Regions from separate parts of the Homo sapiens genome. Here region 2 is linked to region 1. A link is an interaction called in ENCODE POLR2A ChIA-PET data of the cell type or tissue named here. Cell type or tissue: Caco-2. All regions are shown on one strand. Links, peaks and the distances in the headings refer to the core of each region. The heading gives the core; the rest is flanking DNA.

Evidence for each region. Peaks named below come from ENCODE experiments on the same cell type or tissue, not always from the same donor. Only the 100,000 strongest peaks of a DNase experiment are listed, where the experiment ranks them.
Region 2: POLR2A ChIA-PET joins it to region 1 with 16 read pairs; 3 of 35 experiments call an interaction of 5 or more read pairs at or near these places.

Annotation. Positions count from the first base shown.
Region 1 is chr19:4,412,708-4,419,730 of GRCh38, forward strand. CHAF1A (chromatin assembly factor 1 subunit A) reads left to right here. Exons shown (of 15, transcript NM_005483.3): 4 at 5,313-5,369. Among named protein-coding and RNA genes, the nearest start is that of CHAF1A, 14 kb to the left of the region's middle. RefSeq lists an enhancer at 99-1,097. In Caco-2, for the core only: no CTCF peak of the experiment used is centred there; a DNase peak (open chromatin) is centred at 3,694.
Region 2 is chr19:3,892,323-3,899,345 of GRCh38, forward strand. The region is part of intron 2 of ATCAY (ATCAY kinesin light chain interacting caytaxin); the gene reads left to right. Among named protein-coding and RNA genes, the nearest start is that of ATCAY, 15 kb to the left of the region's middle. In Caco-2, for the core only: no CTCF peak of the experiment used is centred there; no DNase peak of the experiment used is centred there.

The sequences.
Region 1 (7,023 bases), core at 2,508-5,007:
TTTAGGAAACCCTGCATTTAGGACGCTAGATCTTGTTCTGAACACAGACTCGAGGTTTTGGGATGCACTTGAAGGCAATATTATCCCAACTTTTCAGATAATTTACAAGTGGTAAAGGCTTCAGGCTGGCCCAGAGCCTATGGCAGAAAGCGGCCACAACCACCCGCAGAGGGCCTGTCAGTCACCGAAGCTATGAGGGAAGCGATTATCGGGAGGCCTCCTCATGCCCTGATGGCAGGGATCCCTGAGATCCCAGCTGAGAGAGACTCCATCCCCAACCCCTACTTTATCTCCGAACCTTTAAGGAGTCCTGCATTTCTGGTTTGGTTGGTTTGCTTGCTTCATAGTTGGTACCTAACTCTTTTTTATTTTTTATTTTTTTTGAGGCGGAATCTCACTCTTTTGCCCAGGTTGGAGTGCAATGGCGTGATCTTGGCTCCTGCAACCGCTGCCTCCTGGGTTCAAGCAATTCTCCTGTCTCAACCTCCCAAGTAGCTGGGATTACAGGCACGCGCCACCAGGCCCAGCTAATTTTTGTATTTTTAGTGGAGATGGGGTTTCACCGTGTTGGACAGGCTGGTCTCGAACTCCTGACCTCGTGATCCGCCCGCCTCGGCCTCCCAAAGTGCTGGGATTACAGGTGTGAGCCACCGCGCCTGGCCAGTTGGTACCTAACTCTTAACACCTTTCCTTGCCGTGACGTCCAAGCCACCCCCTTCCCACAACCCCTGTTCCTCTGGGGAATACACTGTTTTTGCACTTTACCTCCCTACCAGCAGCTCTTTCCAGATTGCAGGGGCGAGCTGGTGGGAAGCTTGCAGATTGTTTCGCACTGCCGTGTAATCTGTGTGCTTGTCACTGGGGTCTGTTCTTCCTTGAGTTGGTACAGTGAAATATGCATTGAGAGTCCCAGGGCAGTCATTGCCACTGTACTTTGTGGGCTGGCTTGCCTTCTTTATTATTTCTTCTTTAAAATAAAAGAAAATGGGAGTTTGTTCCGATACAGGTCCTGCTGTCCCTTTGCAGGGAGCTTCATGGCGTGTTTTTGTTTGTTTTGGTTTTTGTTGTTGTTTTAGTACTGCAGGATCTGGAGAATCTCACTTTGGAGAAACAATGATTTAAAAAGATCCCCCTTTAGATACTCCCAGGGTCCTTTGAATAGCTGAAGTGTTCCTTTTTAGTATTAGAGTTTTCTACCATGTGGGAAAGAACCATTTCTGAAGTTTGCAATCAGACTTGTGATTTAGCCTCTTCTGTTAGTGATCGAGATGATTATTTGACAAATGATCATGTTGGTGCAGTTGTGTTACTGGAATCTTTGGCTTGCTTCTGTGCCCAGATTGCTGGAACTTCTTTCCATATACTTGAAATTACATTTGTAATAAATTCTCCATGTTTAAAAGAAATACTGGTCTAGGTGCAGTGGCTCAAGCCTGTAACCCCAGCACTTTGGGAAGCCGAGGTGGGAGGATTGCTTGAGCTTAGGAGTTCGAAACCAGCTTGACCAACATGGTGAAACTCCGTCTGTACAAAAAATACAAAAAATAGCGGGGCATGGGGGTGCACACCTGTAGTCCCAGCTCCTTGGGAGGCTGAGGTGGAAGGATCACTTGAGCCAAGGAGGCAGAGGTTGCGGTGAGTCATGATTGCACCACTGTGCTCCAGCCTGGGCAACAGCCAGACCGTCTCAAAAAAAAAAAAAAACAAAAAGGAAAAAGAATGGAAACCTTGAAGCCCTCTGTTCTCCCAGGAGGTTGCCATTATTATCATCATCATCACCTTGTGTTTTTCTGTGTCCTGTATATCCAGAGAGATCTCTAGGAAACACCCAGTATCATTTTGTTTCCTTGTGTATGACATATACTGTAAATATCTGTCTTTGTTACTCAAGGGTGTCTTAGATGTTTTTTATATTGGGATGGAAAGATGGAGCTCTTTTTAACAGCTGCGTGATATCCCATGGTGTGGACATGCTGTAGGTTACAGAGCTGTTTTCTCAGTTCTGCTGTTTCTGTGCTTGGCTTTCACAAAATGATTGTTCCCTTGAGCTTCCTTCTACAAGTGGCCTTGGGCTGTTAAGGAGAATGAGGTCTTGGTAGCTCAAGGCAATGCGTGCGTTCTTATTTTCCCAGCTTGCACTCTCTCATGCTTGGGCCAATTGGAGGTTTTCTCTTTTCCCCCCTGCCTCCGCTCCCCTGCTGTCAGGTTTTAGCGGCTTATCTGGTCTGGGCTTAGAAATTAGATACCCTTTAGTATAAAATCAGAGTCCATAGGCTCTGAGAGGATTATCTGAGAAAGGGTGCAGGAATTTTCATGCCCACACATAGTGAGCTCTGTCGCGACTCCTTGGGATTGTCGGTTTTTGTGTTTTGGCTTCCTTCTGGGATCCTGGATCACGTTTTTGGCAGTTGAGGGTGCTGTCTGACCGGGCTCCAGCTGGGTAGAATGTGGGAGTGTTGCATAGAATTTTGAGAGTGAGATCTATAAACACTTGGGTCAAATTTCAAGAAGATAAAGTTCTGTCAGACTTCAAGGTCCATCTGAGGGTTTGGCAAAGCAAAAAAGATACCAGTTTTAAATTAAGCAGTAATTGCTCTGTTTTGGTTGTTGGATATTACTGAGCGGGCTCTTGCCAGTCACATCAAGTCTGTTATCTCTGGACTCACAGCAGAGGGGGGGCATTGTAAGAGGCAGGAGATTCTGCAGCTGAGCTTCAGGCATGGGCAAGACTAAGGAACTGAATTCCCCGCCACCCCAAGACCACATTCCGTATTATAATCTCTGAACACAAAGGGCAGCCCCGGAGAGCTGCGGCTCCCATATTCTGCAGTTAAATCCCTCAGCGTGGGGGAGAGGCACACAGCCTTGGCAGGCAGAGTAGATGCTGGAGAGACAGATGCTTTTTCTGCAGCATTTGGTGAGGCTGCCTCGGGCTGGCATTTCTGTTGCCACATTCTCAGCAAAGACTGAACACCCTGGCCTGATCTCGGTGGTGAAAGAGCTCCTGCCAACACGGGCAGCCTTCTCACAACGGCTCGGCCTTTCCCTAAAGAAAGGTTTAGTCCAGAAAGGACTCAGTGGGACCCAGGTGGAAAGGCTGTCTTGAGCTCATTCATCTGAAGCTTTTATTCTGTGAGAGGTCCTAGTCAGGGGTTCAGCTTTCCCAGATAAAGAAATCACTGTTGGCCGGGCGCGGTGGCTCACGCCTTTAATCCCAGCACTTTGGGAGGCCGAGGCGGGCGGATCACGAGGTCAGGAGATCGAGACCATCCTGGCTAACATGGTGAAACCCCATCTCTACTAAAAATACAAAAAAATTACCCAGGCATGGTGGTGGGCACCTATAGTCCCAGCTACTGGGCAGACTGAGGCAGGAGAATCGCTTGAACCCGGGAGGCGGAGCTTGCAGTGATCCGAGATGGCGCCACTGCACTCCAGCCTGGGCGACAGAGCGAGACTCCGTCTCAAAAAAAAAAAGAAATCACTTACATAATTTTGTTGACCCCTCAGACCATTGCCAGGAAAATGGGCCTTTGGTTTTTCAGTCAACTTCAGTCTTACACTGCAAGTCTGCAATGAACCCGGAGAACTATTTCTTCCCACTCTTAAGCGTCTCTTCCCATTGCTCTTCACTTCTACTAGTTTGGTTTTCAGGATTCCCTGCCCCGGTGGGAGATAGCTTAGGCCAAAGTCCAGACTCCCTGTTCGTCTTCCTTCCTGGGACCATTTAGGTGGATGGTGAGTCACACCATGGATCCTATTGGTAATTCCTAGTAGCTCATGCTCAGTTTGAAGGTAGGTGATAGAAAATATTGTGCCCTAGAAGGTAGAAGTCCTAGAAAACCCCAGCAAGTTTCCCTTTTGTCTTAAGCTTTCACTCCACATTCTAAAAAGCAGAGTTGGCTGGGCGCGGTGGCTCACGCCTGAATTCCTAGCACTTTGGGAGGCGAGGCGGGTGGATCACCTGAGGTCAGGAGTTCGAGACCAGCCTGGCCAACATGATGAAACCCCTATCTCCACTAAAAATACAAAAATTAGCCAGGTGTGGTGGCACACGCCTATAATCCCAGCTACTCAAGAAGCTGAGGCAGGAGAATCGCTTGAACTTGGGAGGTAGAGGTTGCAGTGAGCCGAGATCGTGGCACTCGCTGCACTCCAGCCTCTGTGACAGGAGTAAGACTCCATCTCAAAAATAACATTAAAATAAAAAGCAGAGTTGAGCTAGACAGAATGTAAATTAGTGGTGCACAGGAAACCAGCCTGGAGACATGTTTTATTTGATTAATTTAGTATCTTTTTATTTTTTTTTTAGACAGTCTCACTCTGTCACCCAGGTTGGACAGCTCAGTGCAGCCTCAACCTCCCGGGCTCCTCCCACCCCAGACTCCTGGGTAGCTAGGACTACAGATGTGCACCACAACACCCGACTAACTAAAAGCTTTTTTTAGAGACAGGGTCTTGCTTTATTGCCCAGGCTGGTCTTGAACTCCTGGGCTCAAGTGATCCTCCCGCCTTGACCTCCCAAAGTGCTGGGATTACAGGCATGAGCCACTGTGCCCGTCTGTGTCCATTTTTAAACACCTAAAAAAATTCATATGAAATTCCTAATATCAGCTTCTCTTGGAGAAATTGGAAGGACCAGCAAATAGGGATCTATATTCCTGTAAGAACTCCATCTCCTTTGGACAGGCAGGTCCTCTCTCCTTTGCTACAAATCCATCCTCTCCCTGTCGCCCAGGCCAGCTGTCGCTTTTTTTTTTTTTTTTTTTTTAAGACAGAGTCTCACCCTGTTGCCCAGGCAGGAGTATGGTGGCGCAATCTCGGCTCACTGCAACCTCCTTCTCCTGGGTTCAAGCGATTCTTCTGCCTCAGCCTCCTGAGTAGGTGGGATTACAGGCACCTGCCACCACGCTCGGCTAATTTTTGTATTTTTAGTAGAGATGGGGTTTTGCCACGTTGGCCAGGCTGGTCTCGAACTCCTGACCTCAGGTGATCTGTCTGCCTCGGCCTCCCAAAGTGCTGGAATTACAGGCGTTAGCCACCGCGCCCAGCCTTGTCTGTTGCCTTTATTTCTGAGCTTGCCTTGTTTTTCTTGTGCTTGGTGTCCTTCACTCATTTCTTTATCTGCCTCCGTAGTCTCTCTTGTTATCTAATCCCAGATACACACATGTATGCACACTTACTGGAGTTTGTGACCCTATTATGACATTTTGGTTCTGTTGGTGGAAAAACTGATCACCTGGAAAGGTTTCTCTTTTTCTCGAAGCAATTGAAATAACCCGTGTTTAAAGATAAACGTCTTCTGTTTTCAGATAACTAAGAAATTCGTCAAAGGCTCTACAGAGAAGAACAAGCTCAGACTGCAAAGAGTAAGACATTTTCCCTGAAATAGAAAATTAACCTGCTGTGCTTTTTGCATTAAATAGTAAGCAAAGCCCTTTGAAGTTCCTTTGGTCTAGTTTTTACATTTTCCCCAGCCTTCTCTGACCATCATTTTGATTCCTGCTTCATTTTAAGTACTTGGACTTCATGGTTTGTGGATTGTGTCATTTTTTGGCTTGCTGAGTGAGTCCTAAGGTTTTGTGTGTGGCCTTTTCTAAGCTTTTATCAATAGTGCTACCACTGTCTTAATGGTTCAGTATCCCATTGTAGCTTCAAATTACCTTCCAAAAACCCAGTCCATTTCCTTGTAGTCCTGTCTCTTTTTTTTTTTTTTTTTTTTTTTTGAGACAGAGTCTCGCTCTGCCACCCAGGCTGGGGTGCAGTGGTGCGATCTCGGCTCACTGCAAGCTCCACCTCCCAGGTTCACGCCATTCTCCTGGCTCAGCCTCCCCAGTAGTTGGGACTACAGGCATCCACCACCACGCCTGGCTAATTTTTTGTATTTTTAGTAGAGACGGGGTTTCACCATGTTAGCCAGGATGGTCTCGATCTCCTGACCTCGTGATCCGCCCGCCTCGGCCTCCCAGAGTGCTGGGATTACAGGTGTGAGCCGCCGCGCCTGGCCAGTCCTGTGTCTTTCACTTATTGCTAAGTGCTATAACATCTGAATAGCCTCTACACTCGATGGGTGGTTATCCTTTAGTGACTCTCTGCTTAGTCTCCTATTCTGTGGGGGGCATCACCACGTTTTCCACACAGCAATGCAGGGGGCTTTTGTTTTGTTTTGTCTTTGAGACGGAGTCTTGCTCTGTCACCAGACTGGAGTGCAGTGGCACGATCTCGGCTCACTGCAACCTCTGCCTCCCGGGTTCAAGCGGTTCTTCTGCCTCAGCCTCCCGAGTAGCTGGGACTACAGGCACTTGCTGCCATAGCCAGCTAATTTTTTTTTTTTTTTTTTTTTTTTGTATTTTAGTAGAGATGGGGTTCACCATGTTGCCCAGGCTGGTCTCAAACTCCTGAGCTCAGGCAATCCTCCCGTCTCAGCCTCCCAAAGTGCTAGGATTACAGGCCTGAGCCACTACACCTGGCCGCAGGGGACTTTTTACTTATTGCTTAAAGGTTAGAGAAATTGAACATCATGTCATACCGAAACAAACCAAAACTCCAGGGAAGGCCTCTGGGCTTTGCCTATGCAGTGCCAGCTCACAGGAGGGGCCTGGTGACCATGGGCTCTGCGTTTACTGAGTGTTTCCTGAGCTCCCTGATGTTCACTGGGCGTTTCCTGAGCTTCCTGATGGCCACACTGAGTTTTTGTGTTTCAGATTTGGGGTTGATTTTTATTTTATTACTTTTTTTTTTATTGAGACACAGTCTCTGTTGCCCAGGCTGGAGTGTAGTGGTGCAATCTCGGCTCACTGCAGCCTCTACCTCCCGGGTTCAAGCGATTCTCCTGCCTCAGCCTCTCGAGTAGCTGGGATTATAGGCACGAGCCACCACGCCTGGATAATTTTTTGTATTTTTAGTAGAGACAGGGTTTCGCTATGTTTGTCAGGCTGGTCTCAAACTCCTGACTTCAGGTGATCCACCCACCTTGGCTTCCCAAAGTGCTGGGACTACAGGTGTGAGCCACCACGCCCAGCC
Region 2 (7,023 bases), core at 1,738-4,237, 520 kb before region 1:
CCCCTGAATACCTGGGACCACAGGCATATGCCACCACACCCAGCTATGTTTTATTTTCTGTAGAGACAGGGTCTCACTGTGTTGCCCAGGTTGGTCTCAAACTCCTGGGTTCAAATGATCCTCCCACCTCAGCCTCCCAAAATGCTGGGATTACAGGCATGAGCCACTGCGCCTGGCCTATTTGATATACTTCCAAACTTGGAAAAAAATTACAAGAATGATATAAAGAATATCTGCATACCTTTAGTAGGATTATACAATTGTTAACATTTTGCTCCTTTTATATCAAAGTCAGCCCTCAGGGCTGGGTGCGGTGACTCACATCTGTAATCCCAGCACTTTGGGAGGCCAAGGCAGGTGGATCACCTGAGGTCGGGAGTTCAAGACCAGCCTAGGCCAACATGGTGAAACCCCGTCTCTACTAAAAATACAAAAATCAACTGGGTGTGGTGGCGGGCACCTGTAATCCCAGCTACTGGGGAGGCTGAAGCAGGAGAATTGCTTAAACCCAGGAGGCAGAAGTTGCAATGAGCCCAGATTGTGCCGCCACACTCTAGCCTGAGCAACACAGCAAGACTCTGTCTCCAAAAAAAAAAATTTACCCTCAATTGTACCGATAATGTCCCATGTCCCTATTTAGCTAATGCCCCTGCCCCAAACCCTGGGTCCAAGACCCAATCTGGGACCACTCATTGCATCAGGTTGAGTATACTGGGTTGTGTGTTTACTGGGGTATGTGTCTCACCAGGCACTGGGACTTAAACTTATCTCTTTTAGGGGAACACGATCCAACCCACCTCAGCAGGACGAAGCCACGCTGTGCATCTTGCATGTGGGGGGGACCCCCACTTTTTTTTTTTTTTTTTTTTGAGACGGAGACTTGCTCTGTCGCCCAGGCTGGAGTGCAGTAGCATGATCTCAGCTCACTGCAACCTCCGCCTCCTGGGTTCAAGCGACTCTCCTGCCTCAGCCTCCCAAGTAGCTGTAGCTGGGACCACAGGCATGTGCCACCATGCCAGGCTAATTTTAGTATTTTTAGTAGAGACGGGGTTTCACCATGTTGGCCAGGCTGGTCTTGATCGCTTGACCTTATGATCCACCTGCCTCGGCCTCGCAAAGTGCTGGGATTACAGGTGTGAGCCACCATGCCCGGCTAGGATTTCCACTTTTTACCTGGATTGCCCATCATGGACTTTGAGAGCCGGCTCTGCAGAGGGCTAAGTGGATATATTATACCCCAGGGCCACGGAGGGGATCTCCAAGTCTGGAGAGTCTGCGGTTCTCCTGGAGCTTGCGGAAGTAACAGGATCTCACCTGACCTTGGAAACTGCAGCTCCATGAACAGGCGGGGAGAGCTTGCTCCACCCATGTTCCAGAGCAGTGGGTCTTCCTTCAGGGAGCCTGGAGCCCTGCCAGGTCGGCTTCTCCAGTTCTGCATGATCTTAAACCTTTCCTGAACATCCACTGCAACTGGCAGCTCAGCCTCAGGACCTCATCCCATCCCCGAGGCACTGCCTCTCCCTGGCCCTCCCTCCCTACCCTCCATCCTCCAACCACTCCCTCCTCCCCCACTGCTCTCTCTGCGCCAGGCACCCTGAGTCTGCTTTCTGATCTGCCCTTGAACTTGGCAAGCTTATTCCAGTCCCGGAGCCTGGGCCTCTGCAGTGCCTTCCATCTGGAGTGCTCTTGCCTGGTCTCTGCAGGACGCCAACATCATGCTTAAAAGTCTACACTTAAAAGTCGCTTCCAGCCAGGCACAGTGGCTCACTCCTGTAATCCCAGCACTCTGGGAGGCCAAGGCGGGAGGATCACTTGAGCCCAGGAGTTCAAGACCAGCCTGCAAGACCCCATCTGCAGAAAAATATAAAAATTAGCTGGGTGGCCGGGCGCGGTGGCTCACGTCTGTAATCCCAGCACTTTGGGAGGCCGAGGCGGGCAGGTCACGAGGTCAGGAGATCGAGACCATCCTGGCTAACACGGTGAAACCCCGTCTCTACTAAAAATACAAAAAATTAGCTGGGCGTGGTGGCAGGCGCCTGTAGTCCCAGCTACTCGGGAGGCTGAGGCAGGAGAATGGCGTGAACCCGGGAGGCGGAGCTTGCAGTGACCTGAGATCGCGCCACTGCACTCCAGCCTGGGTGACAGAGTGAGACTCCGTCTCAAAAAAAAAAAAAAAAAAAAATTAGCTGGACATAGTAGTGTGTGCTGGTAGTCCCAGCTACTTGAGAGGCTGAGGTAGGAGGATTGCTTGAGCCCAAGAATTTGAGACCAGCCTGGGCAACATGGCGAGACCCTGTGTCTGCAAAAAAAAAAAAAAAAAAAAACTGTAAAAACCTGAAAAATTAACCAGGTGTGGCAGCTCACTCCTGTAATCCCATCACTTTAGGAAGCTGAGGCAGGAGAATTGCTTGAAATGTGAAGTTCAAGACCAGCCTAGGCACCACAGTAAGACCCTGTCTCTACAAAAAATTTTATAATTAGCCGGGTGTGGTGGTGCACACCTAGGGTCCCAGCTACTCAGAAGACTGAGACAGGAGGATCCCTTGAGCCCAGGAATTTGAGGCTGCAGTGAGCTATGATTTCACTACTGTGCTCTAGGCTGGGCAACAGAGCAAGACCCTGTCTCAAAAAAAAAAAAAAAAAAAAAAAGCTGCCTCCTCAATGAGGCCTTCCCTGACCACCCCACAGATTTTTTTCTCTCTCTCTCCTCTCCTTTATTTCATTCATTTTCTTTGCCGTAAGCATCACTATCTGCCTTGTTCACTTATTTGCTTATTGTCTTCCTTTATATACATGGTCTCAAGCCAGGAATTGCTTTGCACAATCCTGGGAACCACCAAGTCCAAAATCCACAGGGCAGGCTGGAAACTGTCAGGTAAGAGCTAATGCTGCAGTTTTTGTTTTTGTTTTTGAGACGGAGTCTCACTCTGTCGCCAGGCTGGAGTGCAATGGCACGATCTCAGCTCACTGCAACCTCCGCTTCCTGGGTTCAAGCCATTCTCTTGCCTCAGCCTCCTGAGTAGCTGGGGTTACAGGCATGCACCACCACACCCAGCTAATTTTTGTATTTTTAGTAGAGATGGGGTTTCACCACGTTGGCCAGGCTGGTCTCGAACTCCTGACCTCAGGTGATCTGCCCGCCTCGGCCTCCCAAAGTGCTGGGATTACAGGTGTGAGCCACCGCGCCTGGCCCCCATTTTAGTCATGAGGAAAACAGAGGCTCAGGGAGGAGAAGGCACCACCCAGACTCGTAGCGCTGGATGGAGTGGCAGGGCTGGGAGTTGTGCTCAGACTCTCTGAGACTCTCTTAGGCATTCCCACCCTTTCTCCTGCTTTCCTCACTTTCCCAGTATGTGCAGCTGAGATGCTTTCTTTTTTTCTTTCTTTTCTTTTCTTTTTTTTTTTTTTTTTTGATAGACTCTTGCTCTGTTGCTCAGGCGGGAGTGCAGTGGTGCCAATCACAGCTCACTGCAGCCTCAAACTCCCGGACTCAAACGATCCTCCTGCCTCAGCCTCCTTAGTAGCTGGGATTACAAGTGCATGCCACCATGCCTGGCTAATATGTTGTATTTTTTGTAGAGATGGGGTCTCACTATGTTGCCCAGGCTAGTCTCGAACTCCTAGTCTCAAGAGATCCTCCCACCTCAGCCTGCTGAGTAGCTGGGATCACAGGCATGAGCCATCATGCTGGGCTAATTTTTAAATTTTTAGTAGTGATGGGGTCTTGCTGTGTGGGCCAGGCTTGTCTTCAACTCTTGGGCTTAAGTGATCCTCCCTCCTCAGCCTCCCAAAGTGCTGTGATTACCGGCATGAGCCCCTGCGCCCAGTCTGAGATGCTTTCTACAGCTTCACATTTCAGCTGCAGCCCAGCAGTGGTCCACCTAGTTCACAGCCAATGTAGAATCTGTGTGGACCATCCAATGTTGTGAGGTTGAATCACATCCCTTTTTTTTTTTTTTTCTCGAGACAGAGTCTCACTCTGTCACTCAGGCTGGAGTGCAGTGGCACGGTCTCAGCTCACTGCAACCTCCACCTCCCGGGTTCAAGCGATTCTCTTGCCTCAGCCTCCCGAGTAGCTGAGATTACAGGCACGTGCCACCACACCCAGCTAATTTTGTGTTTTTAGTAGAGACGGGGTTTCACCATGTTGGCCAGGCTGGTCTTGAACTCTTGGCCTCAGATGATCCACCTGCCTCGGCCTCCCAAAGTGCCGGGATTACAGGCATGAGCCCCTGCGCCCGGCCTGAGATGCTTTCTACAGCTTCATATTTCAGCTGCAGCCCAGCAATGGTCCACTCAGTTCACAGCCTACGTAGAGTCTGTGTGGACCGTCCAAGGTTATGAGGCTAAATCACATCTTGAGAATCGAAGGCAGTGCCGGCTGCAAAGCAATGGGGCTTTCCTCTGGCGGGAGGAGATGGTGGCTGGACAGGGACCCTGGCTGGGCAAGTGGTTGTTTGTTTGTTTGTTTTGAGACGGAGTCTCGCTCTGTTGCCCAGGCTGGAGTGCAGTGTCACGATCTCGGCTCACTGCAACCTCCACCTCCCAGGTTCAAGCGATTCTCCTGCCTCAGCCTCACCAATAGCTGGGATTACAGGCGCCCGCCACCATGCCCGGCTAATTTTTGTGTTTTTATTAGAGACAGGGTTTTGCCATGCTGACCAGGCTGGTCTCGAACTCCTGACCTCAGATGATCCACCCGCCTCAGCCTCCCAAAGCGCTGGGATTACTGAGGCATGAGCCACCACGCCCAGCCAGAAATCTAGACTTTTTGCATCTCTTCTTCGACAGCAAATGGAAAATGTTTTTAAATGCTGCATGGGTGGGACATAACTAGGCTTGGTGCATCAGCCATCAGCCTGCAATTTTGCAGCGCTGGTTTGGGTTAACCTTCTGAATGAGCAGGTCAGTTCATTCTTCAGTCCTTTCTTTGAAGTTTGCTATATATATATATATATATAGCAAAATCTATATCTATATCTATATCTATATCTATCTATATCGCCTCGCTCTGTCATCCAGGCTGGAGTGCAGTGGCTCGATCATGGCTCACTGCAGCCTTGACCTCCTGGGCTCAGCTGATCCTCCCACCTTGGCTTCCCAAATAGCTGGGACTACAGGGACACGCCACCATGCCTGGCTTTTTATTTTTTATAGAGATGGAGTCTCGCTGTGTTGCCCAGGCTGATCTCAAACTCCTGGGCTCAAGGGATCCTCCCACCTCAGCCTCCCAAAGTGCTGGGATTACAAGCGTGTGCCACCTCATGCCCAGCCAAAGCTTGCTTTTTAAAAAATTGAGGTGAGGCCAAGTACAGTGGCTCACGCATGTAATCTCAGCACTTTGGGAGGCCGAGGCAGGTGGATCTCCTGAGCTCAGGAGTTCGAGACCAGCCTGGCCAACGTGGTGAAACCCCATCTCTACTAAAAACACAAAAATCAGCTGAGCATGGTGGTGGGCGCCTATAATCACAGCTACTCTGGAGGCTGAGGCACAAGAATCGCCTAAACCCGGGAGATGGAGGTTGCAGTGAGCCAAGATTGTGCCACTGCACTCCAGCCTGGGCAAAAGAGTGAAACTCCGTCTCAAAAATTAAATAAGTAAAATAAAATTTAAAAAATATAAAAAATTGAGGTGGAATTCTCATAACATGAATTCATCATTTTAAAGTTCATGATTCAGTGGCAGAGTCCATTCATAATGTTCTGCAACCCCACATCTATCTAATTTGAAGACATTTTCATCACCGTGAGAGGAAATCCTATCTACTAAGTCAGCCCCATTTTCATCCCTCTCCCCCAACCCCAGTGACCACACATCTACTTCCTGTGAGAATTTACGTGTTCTAAACATCTCTTTTTTTTTTCTTTTCTTTTCTGTTTTGAGCAGGGTGTCACTCTTTCACCTAGGCTGGAGTGCAGTGGTGCAATCATAGCTCACTGCAGCCTCGACCTCCCAAGTTAGAGCAATCCTCCTGCCTCAGCCTCCTGAGTACTTGGAACTAGACGTGTACCACCACACCCAGCTAATTGTTTTGTATTTTTAGTAGAGACGGGCTTTCGCCATGTTGCCCCGACTGGTCTTGAACTCCTGGGCTCAATGAACCCGCCCGCATCAGCCTTTCAAAGTGCTGGGATTACAGGCATAAGCCACCACACTCAGCCAACATTTCATGTAATTGGAATCACACACTGTGTGGCCTTTTGTGTCTGGCATCTCTCACTGAGCATGATGTCCTCAAGGTGCATCCATGCTGTGGTCTGTGTCAGAGCCCTGTTCCTTTTCAGGGCTAAATAGTATTCCATTGAATGGATATACCACATTTGTTGATCCAGTCAGCTGTTAATGGACTGGTGTTGTTTGTTTGTTTGTTTGTTTTTGAGACAGAGTCTCACTCTGTCCCCAGGCTGGAGTGTAGTGGCGTGACTTCAGCTCACTGCAACTTCCACCTCCCAGGTTCAAGTGATCCTCTTGCCTCAGCCTCCCAAGTAGCTAGGATTATAGGCATGCGCCACCATGTCCAGCTAATTTTTGTATTTTTAGTACAGACAGGGTTTCATCGTGTTGGCCAGGATGGTCTCAATCTCTTGGCCTCATGATGTGCCCTCCTCGGCCTCCCAAAGTGCCAGGATGACAGGCGTGAGCCACCGCGCCTGGCCGTCAATGGACTCTTGAATTGTTTCCACTTTTTGGTTTTTATGAATTATGTTCATTCAAGTATGAGTTTTCGTGTGAACAGATGTTTTCATTTCCTTTGGGAATCCGCTCCATTTTGATCTTTGCCATGAACAGGAGGAGGGTGACATCTGATTCCTCCTTTACCTCCAAGCCCCATAGATGCACTGGAGACGCAGTGGTTACGCAAAAACATTTGATGAATAGAGAAAAGAGAGGGAGGGAAAGGGAGAGGGAAAAAGCATAAATAGATTCCGCCCCAAAAAGGTTAACAGCTCATGCCCTAAGTGGAACAGAAATGAGGGAATAAATCTTTTTTTTTTTTTTTTTTTTTTTGAGAGAGAGTCTCA